Regions from separate parts of the Homo sapiens genome. Here region 1 is linked to region 2. A link is an interaction called in ENCODE POLR2A ChIA-PET data of the cell type or tissue named here. Cell type or tissue: A673. All regions are shown on one strand. Links, peaks and the distances in the headings refer to the core of each region. The heading gives the core; the rest is flanking DNA. Region 1 overlaps RERE (arginine-glutamic acid dipeptide repeats). Region 2 overlaps RERE (arginine-glutamic acid dipeptide repeats).

Region 1 (5,373 bases), core at 48-5,047, 160 kb before region 2:
TTTTTATAGGATAGCATTGATTGCATCATAATTTAACTTTCTTTGCATATTCAGGTATATGTGATCTGTGTTTCTACACTAATGATGGAATAAACATCAGATTTAATTTTGTAAGTTTTAACTTATCTGTTCATTTTTCTATCTGCTGGAGAGGCAACATTTTTACTTGTACTGAGAATCTGTTAGCTTGGATGTTTTCTAGTAAAAAGTACTGTGTTCAGTGGTGGGGAGGGAGTAGTGAGGGAGGTAGGAAGGCAAAGATAACATTGCCCAGAACCTCCCTAAACTGGTCAGAAATGATTCTACCCGCCAGCTGATTTACATAGAAACCACGTGGCACCATGACAGAGGCTCTAGCCAAAGCAGGAAAGGTGCAACCTTTCAAGGGGACATACGTGCACATTTATCTCCATTGTCAAGGGTGTGGCTCTGCAGCAGAGGACTCATGTTGGCTGCACCCATCCTCTTCCTCACTAGAAGATCAAGGACTAGTGAGGATATTAGTTAGTTAGCATTTTAATTCTTTTAGCCATGTCTTTTTGTGTGTTTGACCTCTTTTGAGTGGTTAACACACATAGTAGGACAGTATTGTAGGGGTGGTTTGAACTGTTTTATTTGAGTAGTGTTTTTTTGTTGTTGTTGTTTTTGTTTTGAGACAGAGTCTCACCCTGTCATGCAGGCTGGAGTGCAGTGGCATGATCTCGGCTCACTGCAACCTCCACCTCTTGGGTTTAAGCGATTCTCCTGCCTCAGCCTCCTGAGTAGCTGGGGTTACAGGTGTGGGCTACCACACCTGGCTAGTTGTTGTACTTTTAGTAGACAGTGTTTTTTGCCTTATTGGCCAGGCTGGTCTTGAACTCCTGACCTCAAGTGATCCTCTCATCTTGGCTTCCCAAAGTGTTGGGATTACAGGTGTGAGCCACTGTACCTGGCTGTGTATGTTTTGTTGTTGTTGTTTTTTGAGACAGAGTCTTGCTCCGTCACCCAGGCTGGAGTGCAGTGGCATGATCTCAGCTCACTGCAACCTCCGCCTCCCGGGTTCAAGCAATTCTCCTGCCTCAGCTTCCCGAGTAGCTGGGACTACAGGTGCATTCCACCACACCTGGCAATTTTTTTTGTATTTTTAGTAGAGATGGGGTTTCACTGTGTTAGCCGGTATGATCTTGACTGCCTGACCTCATGATCCCCCCACCTAGGCCTCCCAAAGTGCTGGGATTACACATGTGAGCCACCGTGCCCGGTGTATGGTTTTTTTTTTTTTAAATCATTATTTTTGTTTTGCATTTTCCATTAGGGAACTTTTTTTCTTTTGACATGTTTCTTGGTAACATAGGATATGTTAATTAACCTTTCTAACTCTTAGTTTTCTCACTTGTAGTATGGGTATAATAATAATACTATCTATGACAAAGGGTTGTTGCAAAAATTAAATAAAATAATTCATTAAATTTCTTAGCACCATACTTAGCATATAGCAAGCATACAATAAGCATTGTCTATTATCCTGTAAGACTTGAATTATACAAATTCTGGTCATTCTTTTTTTATTTATTTGTTTTTTGAGATGGAGTCTTGCTCTGTCGCCCAGAGCAACGTCTGGAGTGCAATGGTGCGGTCTTGGCTCATTGCACCTCTGCCTCCCGGGTTCAAGCGATTCTCCTGCCTCAGCCTCTGGAGTAGCTGGGATTACAGGCGTCCACCACCATGCCTGGCTAAGTTTTGTATTTTTAGTAGAGATAGGGTTTCACTATGTTGGCCAGGCTGGTCTCGAACTGCTGACCTTGTGATCTGCCCGCCTCGGCCTCCCAAAGTGCTGGGATTACAGGCGTGAGCCACTGTGCCCGGCCCAAATTCTCGTCATTCTTAATCTGAAATCCATAAAGTCTCTTGAAAGTTTTAGAGGGTCTGTGAACATCCTGAAACTGCTGGCAAAATCTTCTATATATGTACATTTTTCTGGAAAGAGGATCTTTACTTTTTGACTATGGATGCTAATCAGTAGATTGCTTAGGTGTTGAAAATAATTTAAAAGTTAAGATTAAAAACAGCGAAGGTTCTGCTGTTTGTCATTTAAAACCTCAAATCAGCCCGGGCATGATGGCTCACGCCTGTAATCCCCAGCAGTTTGGGAGGCTGGGGCGGTTCGGTCACTTGAGCTCAGGAGTTCAAGACTGGCCTGGACAACATGGTGAAATCCCATCTCTGCGAAAAAATGAAAAATTATCTGGGTGTGGTGGCATGTGTCTGCAGTTGCAGCTACTCAGGAGGCTGAGGTGGGAGGCTCGATTGAACTCAGTCAAACCGGTGTTAATAGAGTTATTTTTGCTGAAGTAAGGCACTTACCATTAGTAAGTATCACTTCTAACATTAGTGCTTTCCATGCTTGATACCATAGTACCATTTAAGAATTAAAAAAGAAAATTTATTATAAAATGCTCTTTTGGAAATGCTGATTGTATTACGTTTGTTACCTACTTGTTGCTTAGAAAGAACTCCAATCTGGTTGCTTTTTTAGTGGTGCAGAAGTTTAGAGAGGCTATATTGCTTTTTCATTATTTACTGTGGCTTCCCTGCTTTGGCATACTCCCCATTAAGTATGCCAAAAATAACCATCGATAAAGATCATGAGAGATTGCTTTTTATATTTGATTTTAGTGAAAGATATTAAGATGGCTGGATTTTCAGAAGAATTGCTAATACAAATGTTGGGATTAATCCAGCTACCCTAAATGAAAGATGATTACTAGCTGTCGACTTATAATGTAACAAATTAAGAAAGTTCTGAAAGCACCCAGCTGACCTATAATGCCAAGGCTGACTGCTACTGGCATCAGAGAACCCGGCTGGGCCTGCTTTCAGCTCTGTTCCTTTCACCTGGAGCAGTTGTCCCCATAAAAGCTAATTGTCAGTTAATTTATTCCTTTTTTTTTTTTTTTGGGAGACAGGGTCTTGCTCTTTTGCCCAGGCTGGAGAGCAGTGGTGCAGTCTCAACTCACTGCAGCCTCCGCCTCCCGGGTTCAAGCAGTTCTCTTGCCTCAGCCTCCTGAGTAGCTGAGATTACAGGCGTGTGCCACCACACCTGGCTAATTTTTGTATTTTTAGTAGAGATAGGGTTTCACCATGTTGGCCAGGCTGATCTTGAACTCCTGACCTCAGGTGATCTCCTGCCTCGGCCTCCCAAAGTGCTGGGATTACAGGAATGAGCCACCATGCCTGGCCTAATTTTTGTATTTTTAGTAGAGACAGGGTTTCACCATGTTGGCCAGGCTGGTCTCAAACTGACCTCAAGTGATCTTCCCGCCTTGGGTTCCCAAAGTGTTGGGATTACAGGCGTGAGCCACTGTGCCCAGTCAATTTATTCTTAAGACTGTCTTTTCATCATATTCATCATCTTTTTTCCAAAAGGGGCATCAAGCCGCATTTTTAGATCACAAATATCAATAAACCTATGCTTTTATAACTGCCTACGATTTAAATGCCTTTTTGTTTCCATAGGCATATATTAGATTTAATGATCCTTTGCAAGTTTTATTGAGCTTCTTGTTCTTTCAGGGATAGTGCATTGCTCTTTATTACTTACAGGCACTGTTAGGACTTTCAGCCCTGCCTTTCTTGGGGTGTTTCATGTTTTGGGGTTTTTTTGTTGATTTTACAGACAGGGTCTCACTCTGTCACCCAGGCAGGGGTGTAGTGGCACCATTCTGGCTCACTGCAGCCCCAACCTCCTGGGCTCAGGTGATTCTCCTTTCTCAGCTTCTCATGTAGCTAGGACTATAGGTGTATGCTACCTAAAATTTAAAAATTTTTTAAATTTTTGTAGAGACAGGGTCTCCCTATGTTGCCCAGGCTGGTCTTGAACTCCTGGACTCAAGGGATCCTCCTGTGTCAGTACCCCAAAGTGCTAAGATTACAAAGCCACTTGGCACAGCCCTTGTTCCGTACTAGTTGATTGAAAAAATATCTGAACAGCTGGGTGTGGTGGCTCATGCCTATAATCCCAGCACCTTGGGAGGCTGAGGAGAGAGGAGTGCTTGAGGCCAGGAGTTCAAGACCAGGTTGAACTGGTCAGACCAGTCTCTGACCAGACCCTGTCTCTACAGAAAGTAAAAAAAACAAAAACAAAAACGTTAGGCTGGGTGTGGTGGCTCACACCTATAATCCCAGCGCTTTGGGAGGCCGAGGTGGGTGGATCACTTGAAGTCAGGAGTTCGAGGCCAACCTGGCCAACATGGCAAAACCTTGTCTCTACTAAAAATACAAAAATTAGCCAGGCGTGGTGGCGGGCGCCTGTAATCTCAGCTACTTAGGAAGTTGAGGCAGGAGAATCGCTTGAACTCAGGAGGAAGAGGTTCCAGTGAGCCGAGATCACACCACTGCACTCAAGCCTGGGCAACAGAGCCAGACTCCATCTCAAAAAAAAAAAAAAAAAAGCCAGATATGGTGTTGTGTGGCTGTGATAGTACCAGGCTCTAGTACCAGCTACTTGGGAGGCTGAGGCAGGAGGATTACTTGAACTCAGAAGTTCAAGGTTACAGTGAGCCAAGATCACACCACTGCACTGCAGCCTCGACGACAGAGCGAGACTCCGTCTCAAAAAAAAAAAAAAAAAAAAAAAAAAAAAGAAATATATATAAAAACAAATATGCGGGGCTTCTCCTAGGCTTTATTTTTAGCAATAGAATTGCCAAAGACATTTCAGGCCATGGAAGTAAGCTTGTGGTTTTACTTATTCTAACTTTGTTTTTAGGATATCGTAGTATTTTTTGATGGGAATATCTTTTTTTTTTTTTTTTGGAGACAGGGTATCTCCCTGTGTCACCCAGGCTGGAGTGCAGTGGCCTGATAATGGCTCACTGCAGCCTCAACCTCCCAGTCGCAGATGATCCTCCTACCTCAGCCTCCTGAGTAGCCGGGAATACAGGCGCCTGCCACCATACCCAGCTAATTTTTAAATTTTTTTAGAGACGGGGCTTTGCCACATTGCCCAGGCTGGTCTCGAACTCTTGGGCTCAAAGAATTCACCTGCCTCAGTCTCTGAAAGGGTTAGGGTTACAATTGTGAGCCACTGCGTCTGGCCGGCAATATCTTCTATAAATATCAAGGCCTTCAATGGAAGAAGAGATGGTACTCTTTCCCAAGGATATTAAATGTTTCTAAGGACTGGAGTGAAGTTGAAGTAATACACTTAAAGTTAATCCTTTTTTAGAGTCTATATAAATTATTATGCCTGGTGCCTGGAAGTTGCATTTTCAGTTCTTATCTTTGATCTCATGTTTTACGATTAGATCGTATCAGGTACTTTTCCTATCCCCTTAAAATGAATGTAGTTTTTCCCTCTTGTCCCAAAATGTATTCTCTAAATGAAAATTTGAG
Region 2 (5,373 bases), core at 165-5,164:
TAGTTTAATTCTTTTTGTATTCACAGAACCTGGCCCAGCACCTGGAGCAGGATTGATAATAAGAAAATATCATTTGAGTGGGTGGAACAGAAGAGAAACCTCACATTGCTTCAGTGCAGTGACCTCTTTGGCTGAGCTCTTGAGCTGCCACCGTCTAGGGAGAATTAATTAACTGGATGTGTCCCTGTTCTTTTCCTCTCAGTAGCTTGCTTTGGAAGGAGCAACCAACTCCTTCCAGTTTGTGGTTTTATTTTCTAAATTCCAATTAAAAAAACTCGTTCATTGCCAACATCACCTGATGTGTACTGATGATACGTGTGGTTGAGATGTTCTATTATGGGAGAATGAGTGATGGAGAAGGAAAGAGCTCAGTGGGCAGCACAGGTGAATCTGGCTGTTCTAACACACCTTCCCATACAACTCAGCACTGTTCCCCCAGTTCAGGAATCGTGCTCCCTTGTGATCTCGCCACTGCACTCCAGCCTGGGTGACAGAGCGATACCCTGTCTCTAAAAAATAAAAAATAATAATAAAAAAAGGAATCATGCTGCTAAGAACACCAGGAAGATTGTTATTCTGAAAATAGGAGGATGCCCAGAGTTGCCCTGAACAGCTTCGTCACCACTGCCCCGTGTCCCTCCTGGCTCTGCTGTCTGAGGGCTGCTGACGTCCTGGCACCTGAGCTCTCTGGGGAAGGCACAGTTACCTCCTGAAGAAGATAAGCCAGGCTCTTCTCTTTCCTATATGGAAAACTCATTTTTGGGGTGGGTTGGTGGGCAGAAGCAGGAAAAACAGGCCTGGTGGTTTGTGGAGAGAAAACTGGCCTGAGAGTCAGAGGTGTGGGTATCAGTACTCAGATTGGCTGCCACCTGTGTGGCCTCAAGAAAGTATGATCTCCCCACTCCCCTTCTTGAGTCTTCAGTTTTGTGGGGGTTTTTTTTTGTTGTTTGTTTGTTTGTTTGTTTGAAACAGAGTCTTACCCTGTCGCCCAGGCTGGAGTACAGTGGTGCGATCTTGGCTCACTGCAACCTCCACCTCCCAGGTTCAAGCGATCCTCCCGCCCCAGCCTTCCAAGTAGCTGGGATTACATCCTCACACCACCACGCCCAGCCAATTTTTGTATTTTTAGTAGAGATGAGGTTTCACCATGTTGGCCAGGCTGGTCTCGAACTTCTGACCTTGTGATCCACCTGCCTCGGCCTCCCAAAGTGCTGGCATTACAGGCGTGAGCCACCACACCCAGCAAGTCTTAAGTTTTTTTTTTTAATCTAAAAAATTATAGGAAAAGGAGAAGGAAAGGGAAGGGGAAAATTCTGAGGTGCTGGCAGCTGTGTTTGACAGGAGGTCAGGATTAAGCCCATCTTGGTCTGCTGCCTGCCCCATCCTTTCACTTCCCAGGTGAAAAATTGGCCACATGATTTATCTAAAGCTAACAGAGTCATTCCTGTTTAAGAAATTTGAAAACACACGTGTACACATGCATGTGTGCGTACACACACACACAGTGTCCTTTTGTTACTGAAAGTTCTGGGATCTCCCTTGAAGCTGATTTGTAAGTTTTGATCATACTTTTATTTTTCTAAGCTTTGCCATTGACAGTAATGAAACCAAATCTCCTAGGCTACAGAGATGCAGGCTAATGAGTACCATAGACTCCACCAGAGTGGGAGGAAGGATGGCCCATCACTGCAGCCATGCTCTGTGCTCTTCTGTCCCTTGTGCTCCCCTCAACAGCAGCTTGGAGTCTTCTCTGGGAGCCACTGTTTAATATTAAAATCTGTGGAGGTGTCACACATTTGCTAATAAACTGTTTTCCAAACAGACATGTTCATCCTAAATATTACTCATTTTCTTTTTTCAGATAGGGCCTCTAATTAATTAGGGTGACAGAGCTAAGTAAGCTTGGTTATCCAATTTTAAAAGAGAATTTTAGAAAATGAATTAAAAAAAAATTTTTTTTTGAGACAGAGTCTTGCTCTGTTGCCCAGGCTGGACCAGTGCAATGGTGTGATCTCAGCTCACTGCAACCTCTGCCTCCCGGGTTCAAGTGATCCTCCCACTTCAGCCTCCCCAGTAGCTGGGACTACAGGTGTGTGTCACCACACCCGGCTAATTTTTGTATTTTTAGTAGAGACAGGGTTTCACCATGTTAGCCAGGCTGGTCTTGAACTCCTAACCTCAAATGATCTGCCCACCTTGGCCTCCTAGAGTGCTGGGATTACAGGTGTGAGCCGCCATGCCCGGCCTAAGGAGATCTTGATAAGCAAAGGTTTGGGAAACTGGTTGACCTCGACCAAAAACCCACCTAACATTAATCTAAGAAATAAAGGAGCTTTGCCTAGAGAAGACCTGGAGCTTTGATCTGTGGTGATCTCTCCCACGTTGAAGTCTTGATTTCATCAGGCAGAGCTGTTCCAATTCTCAGAGCAGCTTAAAGAGTGGGGTGGGCTCTGGATTTTTGGGATCCTACTGCTCAGTTCAGTCCATGGAAATGAAATTCTCCAGTCCTTTAGCAATAACAAAAGTAGAAAATTATTTTCAGATCGTCCTTTGAGACAACCCAACTTCTTTGTCAGCTTCATAGTCACTTTCCAAGTTTATGACCCCAGAGCAATCTGACCTTGGTAGCTTGTCTCCCTCATTAAATTCTCTGACTTCATAATCAGCTCACATTCCCTTCCTCTCTCTCCCTCTCTTTTTAAATATCTGTAAAACATTCAAATGATCCACGTAGATTTATCTTGCTTTTAGGCCACACTCTGAGATGTGTAATCCGGTTGCTCACACATTTAGAGGAGTCCATGAGCATCACGCCATGCTACTCTCCACTGGTTTGAACATCTTAGGCACTCAGGCATTCCGTTACGAAGATGGGCATGTGTACGGGTGCACTCTACTGAGCCTGAGTATCTTCACAAAAGGGGTGGTGGATTCTTGAAGGTGAAGAGCAAACATTTTTGTCTGTTTCTGGATAATTAAATTTACCTTAAAAATATACATGGAAAAAGGAAGGTCTTTATTTTTCATCTTATACTGAATTTAATTCTACTGCGTTTCCATTCCTACTCTTGTGTGCAGGGCTCTGCTGGATGTTTGAGACCGTTGTATCCACTGTTTGCTCTCATAATTCTTCCTCTAGTTGAATCTTCTGTTCCTATCATTGTTAGTTTGTTCTTCTATTATTCAAGTGACTTTTTTTTTATTTGGCTTAGTTTTTTGGAAACAAGACTTAGAAAAAACATTATTGATTTCTGTGTACAAAAGGAAGGGAGCGTATCAGTGACTTTAAACAAACAGCATTTGTTCTTTCACTGCTAAGATCTCTGCAGGAGTTACCACCAACCTTGGTAACTGCTTGGCAGTATGGCAGGTGACATGCCATCCCACTGTGGTATCCTTGACTGATTTGGGTAGTGGGTGTAAATGAGTGCTTGAGTTGGATTTATCACCACAGAATCTAGAGAGGGGACAGCAGCCACACAATTGAAAATTTGTTTTGAGTGCCTCTTTTGCTTCAGATGGTGTTCTGGGGCTCACAGGGCCTGCTGAGGTGAGCAGCTTGCTCCCTGCTCTTGGACAGGGAGATCAGGAAGGGTGCTGTAGAGGAGGCTTATTTGAGAGGACCTTGAAGGATGGATAGGATTTCACCGGGCAGAGTTGACAGAGGTTAGTTAATTGGAGAACAAGGGCTAAAAGAATTTGAGTGGTTGGTTAGTAGCAAGTTGTTGCCCAGTTTGGATGAAGCTTATGGGTGGGGGAGGATGTGAGGTAGCTAATTCAGAGCCTTCCACTTTTGACTGAGAAGTTTATGTTTAATTCAACAGGAAACGAGGAAAAATTATATATTTTTGAATGTGTGGGGAAGGATAGGACTGGAGCTGCCCTTGAAGACCAGTCTGGCAGTAGCATTGGAAGAGTGGAGGTGGGCTGAGGACGTCTTGTAAACTTGGCTGTGCGTTAGAGTCATCGGGAGAACTTGAAAATGCCCCAATGCTGGCCTGTACCCCAGCAAGTCAGAGCAGAATCCCTAGGGTGGGACATGGGCATCCAGGCCCTGAGAACTACTGGACTGGATCAGGACTATGCCCCTAGTGAGAGACGTTGAGAGCTGTCGGTGTACAGCAGCACTTCACACTATTAGCACGCTGGAGTCACATGAGGAACTTCAGACACACAGAGCAGAAACTTGGGTCCAATTTAATTCATCTGGGGTACAAGTTTCCAGTGTCCCAGGATGTTAGGACACTAATATGCAGCCAAAGTGGGTGGAAGATTGGGCTAGAAAATTGGTGGGAGGTCGGGATGTTGAGGCAAGGAGTATTTTTTTTGTTCTTTTTTGAGATGGAATTTTGCTCTGTCACCCAGGCCGCAGTGCAGTGGCACAATCTCAGCTCACTGCAACCTCTGCCTTCCGGGTTCAAGCTGTTCTCCTGCCTCAGCTTCCTGAGTAGCTGGGATTATAGGCATGTGCCACCACACCCCAGCTAATTTTTGTATTTTTAGTAGAGACGGGGTTTCGCCATGTTGGCCAGGCTAGTCTCCAACTCCTGACCTCAAGTGATCCACCCGCCTCAGCCTCCCAAAGTGCTGGGATTACAGGTGTGAGCCACCGCGCCCAGCTGAGGTAGTGAGTATTGACTGCATTGTTGACATAATGGATAGTTAAGCCCCAGGCTGCATAGAGAACATGGGGAACCAGTACAGAAGTGGTAGAGGAGTTGAGGGACACAGTCAAGAAGAGGGATGTTGTGGGGGTCATGGTAGCTGTGCAGTAAATAGGGAAAATCTGTAGTTTCACATCTTAGGTATGGCTACCGGTAGATGGCTAGGCTGGAATAAAGAGCACCAAGAATGGTAGACACAGACTATTAGAAGGGCCGTGGGCAACCTTTTCCACGTTCCTGAGAGTGCTGTCGAAAGGTAGGATGGAGGAAGAGACTTAGCTAGCTAGGAAGAGACTTTGGTGCTGGTCACAGGATAAGAAGGAGATGGGTTTGGCAAGTGGTTGACACTGTGATGGGGGAACCCGGATGGGCATGGTTGATGAGACGGTGAGACAGGATTGCTACTGTTGACAAAACAACTTCTGGCCCTATAACTGGAGGGGTTAAAAGGGATTCTGTGTGGATCTGAAAGTGAGAAAGCTGCAGCAGGGCTCGGGGGTTGGGGTATGAGGCCTTTTGGAGAACTGCGTGTGAGAGGACAGTAGGTCTCTAGGGGACGTCGTGCGAGGCATCAGTTGGGATTTGCTAAGGTGAGCTTCTGGTCAGAAGGACGTCTAGTCTGGACTGGGCTGGGAATACAGGAAGGGCTGGGAAGGAAGGAAGCGTGTGCTATGCTGGTCATTTAGGTCCCATGGAGAGGGAGGTGAGC

The links. ChIA-PET counts read pairs that join two places held together with the same protein. Peaks named below come from ENCODE experiments on the same cell type or tissue, not always from the same donor. Only the 100,000 strongest peaks of a DNase experiment are listed, where the experiment ranks them.
Region 1: POLR2A ChIA-PET joins it to region 2 with 11 read pairs; 2 of 35 experiments call an interaction of 5 or more read pairs at or near these places.

Annotation. Positions count from the first base shown.
Region 1 is chr1:8,606,783-8,612,155 of GRCh38, reverse strand. The region is part of intron 4 of RERE (arginine-glutamic acid dipeptide repeats); the gene reads left to right. Among named protein-coding and RNA genes, the nearest start is that of SNORD128, 110 kb to the right of the region's middle. In A673, for the core only: no CTCF peak of the experiment used is centred there; no DNase peak of the experiment used is centred there; H3K4me3 peaks cover 239 bases; H3K27ac peaks cover 3,342 bases.
Region 2 is chr1:8,450,397-8,455,769 of GRCh38, reverse strand. The region is part of intron 11 of RERE (arginine-glutamic acid dipeptide repeats); the gene reads left to right. Among named protein-coding and RNA genes, the nearest start is that of RERE-AS1, 28 kb to the right of the region's middle. RefSeq lists an enhancer at 4,854-5,353. In A673, for the core only: no CTCF peak of the experiment used is centred there; no DNase peak of the experiment used is centred there.